Regions from separate parts of the Homo sapiens genome. Here region 2 is linked to region 1. A link is an interaction called in ENCODE POLR2A ChIA-PET data of the cell type or tissue named here. Cell type or tissue: Panc1. All regions are shown on one strand. Links, peaks and the distances in the headings refer to the core of each region. The heading gives the core; the rest is flanking DNA. Region 1 has its middle 18 kb from the start of LINC02606. Region 2 has its middle 50 kb from the start of SLC25A33.

What was found. ChIA-PET counts read pairs that join two places held together with the same protein. Peaks named below come from ENCODE experiments on the same cell type or tissue, not always from the same donor. Only the 100,000 strongest peaks of a DNase experiment are listed, where the experiment ranks them.
Region 2: POLR2A ChIA-PET joins it to region 1 with 10 read pairs; 2 of 35 experiments call an interaction of 5 or more read pairs at or near these places.

Annotation. Positions count from the first base shown.
Region 1 is chr1:9,409,283-9,413,667 of GRCh38, forward strand. No RefSeq gene overlaps it. Among named protein-coding and RNA genes, the nearest start is that of LINC02606, 18 kb to the right of the region's middle. RefSeq lists enhancers at 3,324-4,257, 4,258-4,385, 4,345-4,385. In Panc1, for the core only: no CTCF peak of the experiment used is centred there; a DNase peak (open chromatin) is centred at 1,629; H3K27ac peaks cover 3,850 bases.
Region 2 is chr1:9,487,186-9,491,570 of GRCh38, forward strand. No RefSeq gene overlaps it. Among named protein-coding and RNA genes, the nearest start is that of SLC25A33, 50 kb to the right of the region's middle. In Panc1, for the core only: a CTCF peak has its summit at 4,073 (motif pointing left); a DNase peak (open chromatin) is centred at 4,066; H3K27ac peaks cover 2,015 bases.

The DNA.
Region 1 (4,385 bases), core at 67-4,066:
TATAAGGGATTTGAGCATTCGTGGATTTTGGTATCCAAGGGAGGGTCCTGAAACTAATGGGTCCAGATGGGACAACAAGGGCTCAGGGAAGGAAGGTAAGTGGTTGCCCAAGATTGAAGCTTATAAATGTCAGGATCTGAGGTCGGGAGTTCAAAACCAGCCTGACCAACATGGAGAAACCCCGTCTCTACTAAAAATACAAAATCAGCCGGGCGTGGTGGTGCGTACCTGTAATCCCAGCTACTTGGGAGGCTGAGGCAAGATAATTTCTTGAACCCGGGAGGTGGAAGTTGCGGTGAGCCTAGATTGCGCCGCTGCACTTCAGCCTGGTGACAGAGTGAGACTCCGTCTCAAAATAAAAAAATAAATAAATAAATGTCACAGCCAGGGTTTGAACTCACACCTGGAGCCTATGCTTCCAAACTCTCGGCCTGCAACTTGCCAGGGCCCAGCTTGCCCTTTGGTGGGTGGGAGTGATAGAGTTGGAGGCCCCATCCTGTTCAGGTCCAGCTCCAAACCTCACAGGCCTGGCCTGACACCTCCACTGTTCTGTGTCCTCCAGGTCCTGGGCTCCTTCTTCCACCTGGGTGGCTGGGTCTGGGATACCAAGGGACAACTATATATTGGAACTTTACTTTTTTTTGCTAAATTGGATAACAGCTTTGAATACTGGGAGAATAGTTCCTTATCTTTTGTACTATTCACAATGTTATTGCTAGAAGTACAATTCACTTTCAAGTTTAATTTGCAATATTAACTTTTTGTTTTGGAGTCTCACTCTGTGGCCCAAGCTGGAGTGCAGTGGCACAATCTCGGCTCAGTGCAACCTCCACCTCCTGGGTTCAAGTGATTCTCCTGCCTCAGCCTCTCAAGTAGCTGGGGTTACAGGTATGCGACACCACACCAAGCTAATTTTTGTATTTTTAGTAGAGACAGGGTTTCATCATGTTGGCCAGGCTGGTCCTGAACTCCTGACCTCAGTGATCTGCCCACCTCGGCCTCCCAAATGCTGAGATTACAGGTGTGAGCCACCGTGCCTGGCCAATATTAACATTTTCTCCATTGCTTTCTTAAATCTAGAAAATCAACAAAAGAGTAAAGAAAGCCCTGGCTGAGAGCATTTGCCCATTTCTGTGGTGTAAATACTCCCAGCGCAGTTGGTTTTGAGGTCCCAGAGTGACATTGTTGAATGTGGAGTTGGGAAGAGGTGTTCAGTAGCCACCATTACTAGCACTTCCACAAGGCAGAGACCATGGATATAAATAACCTCAGGGCATAGGTAAAATGTAGTAAGATAATTAGGAAGCCAGGAGTCTTGAGTCTTTAGAGCTTTGTTTTTAATATAATTTATTTAATCGTAAGTGTATAGAACTTAATTGTTAATGATGGCTGTATTTACAAACTGGCTCCAATGATTTCTGAAAATCATCAGTCAACCCTCCTGAGTCAGTACAAGTCAGCTCCACCGTGCCGTGAACCCATTCCCCTACAGCTCTATAGGAAAGGTCTTACTAGCTCTATTTTACAGCTCAGGAAGCTGAGGCTCAAAGGCCACAGAGCAAGGCCTTGAGTGCAGGAGGGCTTAATGCTGAGATGATTGGAGTCCTGCACAAGTTACTTAAGTCGGGTAGCGTGAGCAGAAACTGAACCACAAGTGTGTTTGGGGATTTGTGGTGTCAGGAAACACTTAAGATACTTCTCTACCAGTCTGGTCTGGCCTCCAGATAGCACAGTCCCTGCTTGTATAATGCAGTAGAATAAAGTTGCAACAGTCGGCCTGCAAAAGAAGATAACGTGGTGGCAGAAAGCCCTTTGACCAGGACACTACCACACTACCATAACACCACACCACCACACTACCAGAACACCACACTACCACACCACCACAACACCACACCACCACACTACCACACCACCACAACACCACACCACAACACCACACTACCACACCACACTACCATAACACCACAATACCACACTACCACAACACCACAACACCACACGACCACACCACCACACTACCATAACACAATGTAGGAGAGACCTGCCCACCTCTCTCTTTTCTTTTCTTTTCTTTCTTTCTTTTTTTTTTTTTTTGAGACAGAGTTTCACTCTTGTTGCCCAGGCTGGAGTGCAATGGCATAATCTCGGCTCACTGCAACCTTCACCTCCCAGGTTCAAGCGATTCTCCTGCCTCAGCCTCCCAAGTAGCTGGGATTACAGGCATGAGCCACCACACCCGGCTAATTTTGTATTTTTAGTAGAGATGGGGTTTCACTATGTTAGTCAGACTAGTCTTGAACTCCCAACCTCAGGTGATCCACCCGCCTCAGCCTCCCAAAGTGCTGGGATTACAGGCATGAGCCAGCGCACCTGGCCTTTTTCTTTTTTTTCCTTTCTTTCTTTTTTTTTTTTTTTTTTTTTTTTTTAGACAGGGTCTTCCCCTGTTGCCCAGGCTGGAGTACAGTGGTGCAATCTCAGCTCACTGCAACCTCTGCCTCCCAGGCTTAAGCGATCCTCTCACCTCACCTCCCAAGCACCCTGGACTACAGGCAAACTACAGTTTGGCTCTGTGTCCCCACCCAAATCTCATCTTGTAACTCCTACGATTCCCACGTGTTGTGGGAGAGACCCGGTGGGGGGTGATTAAATCATAGGGCAGGTCTTGCTCGTACTGTTCTCGTGACGGTGAATGGGTCTCATGAGATCTGATGGTTTTAAAAAGAGGAGTTCCCCTGCACAAGTTCTGTCTTTTTGCCTGCCGCCATCCATGTAAGATGGGACATGCTCCTCCTTGCCTTCTGCCATGACTGTGAGGCCCCCCCAGCCACATGGAACTATAAGCCCAATTAAACCTCTTTCTTTTGTAAATTGCCCAGTCTTGGGTATGTCTTTATCAGCAGCGTGAAAATGGACTAATACAACTTCTAATATTAAACATTAAAATAGGCGGGGCATGGTGGCTCATGCCTATAATCCCAGCACTTTGGAAGGCTGAGGTGGGCGGATCACAAGGTCAGGAGTTCAAGACCAGCCTGGCCAACATGGTGAAACCCCACCTCTACTAAAAATACAAAAATTAGCCAGGCACAGTGGCAGGCACCTGTAATCCCAGCTACTCGGGAGGCTGAGGCACGATAATCGCTTGAACCCGGGAGGTGGAGGTTGCAGTGAGCCGAGATCACGCCACTGCACTCCAGCCTGGGTGACAGAGCAAAACTCTCAAAAAAAAAAAAAAAAGGTGGAGTGGGAGAGGTGGCTCAGGCCTTCACCTTGGCAAGCAGCCAGCTTGTGGGCTCAGCCATCAATTCTGGGGCACCTTGGTGTCTGAGGCCTCCTCAAACCATTAACAATGGTTTTAAAAGTACCATCTCAACCTAAAATAAATGTCTAATGGATTCAAGGGGACATTGCTAAAGAAAGTCATCTTACATTCCAACACACCGGCCCGGTCATGAGACCAGGTCTGCAAAACGTTGTTCTCCTCCCCTTAGACATGAGAGAGACAGAAACAAAGTCTGGGGCGGCGGGTGAGGGATGGGGTGACCAAAAAAAGTACTTATTCCACACACAGTGGATGTTTAGCAGATGTTTTTTGGATAGACTTAAGCTTTTAGACAATGAAACAAAAATAATTCTTCCCATCATCACAAAATAAAAATGTGACCACATCCCTCTACCACGTCCCCTTGGGGCTTGGGAAGAGCGTCTGTCCCATAAATCCTCCAATGGGCCTTTTGTGTGCCAGGCACCGTGCTGGGCACTGGAGCACACTTACAAGGGCAGCCCCTGGGCGCCTGCTCCTCCTGCTCTGGTCCCCAGCCCAGCCCCCCCCGCAGCCCTGTCCTCACCCTGACCCAGCAGGGAGGGCCTCGCTGGCCTGACCTGTTTTGCCTTCTAAGTGGAAACAAGCCGCTGAGCTACAAGGGAAAGTCGGCTCTGGGCAAAGCCCAGTGACTCTCGGCTCATGCTCACCTCTGACCAAGAAAGAAACACAGCTGTGGTTATCAGAAAGCTGCTGAGAGCTCAGGATGGTGGGGGTGGGGCGGAGGCTGGGAGGAGGAGGGCGGGTGTAGGGGGAATAGAGAAGCTCTGAATCACAGAATCTTATTCTTGGGGGCAGATGTGGCCACAAGCTGGGACGGGACTGGGGTGGGGACAGGGAGTCTTATCCCCAGTGTGCATGGCATTTCTTAGGAAGAGCAGAGAGCCCCTGAGCCTGGGAAGGGTGAGCTGGCCTTGCTTGTGGGGGTGAATGAGTCGCCAGCCCTGCAGGGCCACTTGAGTGCTGCCAACAGATTCCCAGGGGCCCAGGGCAGCCAGCTCTGGCACAGCCTGGTGGCAAGTATCCCCACCTGAGCAGGGTGAGGCCGGGCAGGGCCCAG
Region 2 (4,385 bases), core at 92-4,091, 78 kb after region 1:
TCCAGCATCCTAGGCCTCCTGTAAATGTCAGTGGAGGCCAGGCACGGTGGCCCACGCCTGTAATCCCAGCACTTTGAGAGGCTGAAATGGGAGGATCACCCAAGGTCAGGAGTTCAAGACCAGCCTGGCCAACACAGTGAAACCCCATTTCTACAAATAATACAAAAACTAGCCAGGTGTGATGGTGAGCACCTGTAGTCCCAGCTACTCGGGAGGCTGAGGCAGGAGAATTGCTTGAACCCTGGAGGCAGAAGTTGCGGTGTGCCAAGATAGCGTCACTGCACTCCAGCCTGGGTGACAGAGCGAGGCTCTGTCTCAAAAAAAAAAAAAAAAGTCAGTGTAGCATCTCCCATGTGCCAAGCACTGCCGGGGAGCTTTACCACATTATCTCATTCCATAAAAAAAAAAAAAAAAATCTAGGTTTATATTTTCCTTTTATTTTTCCTTTTTGTTTCTTCTTTTTGAGACAGGGTCTCACTCTGTTACCCAGGCAGGAGTGCAATGGTGCAATTACAGCTCACTGCAGCCTCCACCTCCTGGGCTCAAGCGATTCTCCCACTTCGGCTCCCCCGGGTAGCTGGGACCACAGGTGCACGCCACCACACAGTCCCAGCTACTCAAGAGGCTGAGGCAGGAGAATTGCTTGAACCCAGGAGGCAGAGATTGCAGTGAGCTGAGATCGCGCCACTGCACTCCAGCATGGGGGACAAAGCGAGACTCCGTCTCAAAAAAAAGGTTTTTTTTATTTTTTGTAGAGATGGGTTTTACCATGTGGCCCAGGCTGGCCTCGAATTCCTGGGCTCAAGTGATCTTCCAGCCTCAGCCTCCCAAAGTGCTGGGATTACAGACATGGGCCACCACACCCAGCCACCTTAACCATCTTTTTTTCTTTTCTTTTTTTTTTTTTTTTTGTTGAGACGGATTCTCACTCTGTTACCCAGGCTGGAGTGCAGTGGTGCAATCTTGGCTCACTGCAACCTCCACTTCCCGGGTTCAAGCAATTCTCCTGCCTCAACCTCCCAAGTAGCTGGAACTACAGGCATGCACCAATGCCCCCAGCTAATTTTTTTGGTATTTTTTTAGAGACAGGGTTTCACCATGTTGGCCAGGCTGGTCTTGAACTCCTGACCTCGTGATCCGCCCGTCTCAGCCTCCCAAAGTGCTGGGATTACAGGCATGAGACACCGCACCTGGCCCTACCATTTTTAAGTGACACCAATATTGCTGGCCTGAGCAAAAGGAAGGATGGGGCTGCCAGGAGCAAGGATAGGGAAGTCTGGGAGGAGCAAGTTTCCACCAGGCAAACGGAAGTGGCCTTGCAGAAGTTAGGTATGAGCTTCTCAGTGGGCCTTCTGTGGAGAGGCTGAGGAGCCAGCTGGGCATGGAGTCTGCAGTAAGGGGACACTTGGGGCTGGACTGATGACTGGGTGTTACTTAACAGCCTGAGACCTGCTGAGAGCACCTGGGAGTGAGCTGACCAGCAGAGAAGCAATCTAAGGACATGTGAGCATCAGTAAGCCAGCAGCAGACTGAGAAGGAGCAGTCAGGGAGGCAGGAGGAGGATCCAGAGTGCTGTGGTCCCAGAAGACAGGAAGGACGTGCAGAAGAATAGGAAGGCTGGGCGCGGTGGCTCACACCTGTAATCTCAGCACTTTGGAAGGCCGAGGCAGGCAGATCACTTGAGGTCAAGAGTTCGAGACCAGCCTGGCCAACATGGCGAAATCCCATCTCTGCTAAAAATACAAAAATCAGTTAGGTGTGGTGACGTGCGCCTATAATCCCAGCTACTTGGGAGGCTGAGGCAGGAGAATCGCCTGAGCCTAGGAGGCGGAGGTTGCAGTGAGCCAAGATTGCACCACTGCACTCCAGCCTGGGCAACAAGAGCAAAACTCTGTCTCAATTTAAAGGAAAAAGAAGGAGAAGGAGAAGAAGGAGAAGAAGAAGAGGCATTTGTTTGCTAGTCGAGGAAGACCAGGGCTGAGGCAGGGTCACTGGCGAGCTGGACAGGGCTGATTTCAGGGGAGCAGTGAGGGCAAGCGGCTACCCAGAGGAGGTTTCAAGGCCTGCCCCTCACCATGGTTCTAGAAGGAATCCTCAGACGTCCTACCCACCTCCCTGGCCGAATGGCGGCTCCTGCATTTCAGTCTATTTTTTCAAACCCTCACCATTTTTACCATATTCTAAAGTGCGTAATTCGCTGGTTTTTAGCATATTCTCAATGCGGTGTCATCATCGCTACTGTGTAATCGCAGAACACTCTCATCACACTGAAAAGAGACCCCGTACAACAGTCATTCCCCATCCCCACCTCCCCAGCCCTGGGCAACCACGCATCTATTTTCTGTCTTTACCAATTCGCCTGCTCAGAATATTTCATATCAATGGAATCATACGATATGTGGCCTTTTGTGTCTGGTTAGCATCATGTTTTCAAGGTTCATCTATGTATCAGTATTTCATTCCTTTTTATAGGTGAATAGTATTTTTTTCTCTTCTTTTCTTTTCTTTTTTTTTTTTTTTTTTTTTTTTTTGCAACAGAGTCTCGCTCTGTCCCCCAGGCTGGAGTGCAGTGGCACACAATCTCAGCTCATTGCAATCTCTGCCTCCTGGGTTCAAGCAATTCTCCTGCCTCAGCCTTCTGAGTAGCTGGGACTACAGGTGCACGCCATCATGTCTGGCTAATTTTTATTTTTAGTAGAGATGGGGTTTTACCATGTTAGCCAGGCTGGTCTCAAACTCCTGACCTTAAGTGATCCACGTGCCTTGGCTTCCCAAAGTGCCGGGATTACAGGCATGAGCCACCACGCCCGGCCTGAACAGTATTTCACTGTGTGTGTTTTTAAAAATCTACACATTCTAGACCAGGCATGTTGGCTCACGCCTGTAATCCCAGCACTTTGGGAGGCCCAAGATGAGCAGATCACCTGAGGTCAGGAGTTCAAGACCAGCCTGACCAACATGGTGAAACCCCGTCTCTACTAAAAATACAAAACTTAGTCGGACCTGGTGGTGCACACCTGTAATCCCAGCTACCCGAGACGCTGTGGCAAGAGAATCACTTGAACCTGGGAGGCAGTGAGCTGAAATCACACCATTGCACTTTATCCTGGGCAACAAGATCGAAACTCCGTCTCAAAAAAAAAAAAAGAAAAGAAATCTACACATTTCATTTATTTATTTGTTGATGAATATTTGAGTTGTTTCCACTTGGGGGCTATTATGAATAATGCTGCTAGCTGCAAGTTTTTGTGCCAACATAGTTCTCAATTCTCTTGGGTATATACCTAGAAGTGGAATTTCTGGGTCATATGGTAACTCCATGTCCAGCTTTCTGAGGAACTGCCAATCCATGGGCCATGCAATCCATTTTACTGTCCCCATAGCAATGTTTTGAGGTGGGGGGTTAGGCCTGTGTGAACTGTAATGGCTCGTCACCCTGATCTGATTCCCGGGGCATGCACATGGGCAGCACACATGTGTGTATTGTGGGATGTGAACCCGTGCTGTGGAAGCCAACTCTTCAGAGTCTGCTTTCCGAGGAGCCAGTTTCATCAGGCAGTCTAGAGACTGTCGTAGCAATCTGCAACTTCCGTGTTTTCGACCAAGCTCGCCAAGGGAAAGGGCAGGAGGCCCAGGGGCCCCCATCATACTCTCAGCTTCAGCATGGGAGGGAACAAAGTCTGCTCACGGCTGGGCACGGTGGTTCATGCCTGTAACCACAGCATTTTGGGAGGTGAGACAGGAAGATCACTTGATGCCAGGAGTTCAAGGCTGCAGTGAGCTATGATCGTGCCACTGCACTCCAGCCTGGGCAGCAGAGAAAGACCCCATCTGAAAAAATAAAATAAGGCTGGGTGTGGTGGCTCATGCCTGTAATCACAGAACTTTGGGAGGCCCAAAAGTTGGCCCTCGCCTTCGCCTCATGCACGTCTCAGGTTTGTGTGTAAAGTTTCCCCCACCAAGGCGTTTGCAATCTCAGCAGATCTCAGAGCCGGTCACCCAGGTTCAGCCCTTGCCCAGCTTCTCGGTCCTGGGTGGGTTAGCTTGGTCTCGGGCTCCCCCTGGCGGACACTGAGCCATAGAAAGCCGCATCTGGAGGCAGCTGGCAGCTGGACCAAGTGTGACTTGTCCAGCACTTTCTCCCAGCCCACTGCGTGCCTCTCATAACGTGGGTCCCTTCACACTCAAATAAGGTCAGTCCCAGCCCCTGCAAAATCTCTTTTCTAATTGTTAAGAACATTATATTATGGAGAGTTTCAAACATTAAAAAACAGAATAATCTCACAAACAATTAACAACACTCGTCCGGGCACAGTGGCTCACGCCTGTAATCCCAGCACTTTGGGAGGCAGAGGTGGGTGGATCACTTGAGGTCAGGAGTTCGA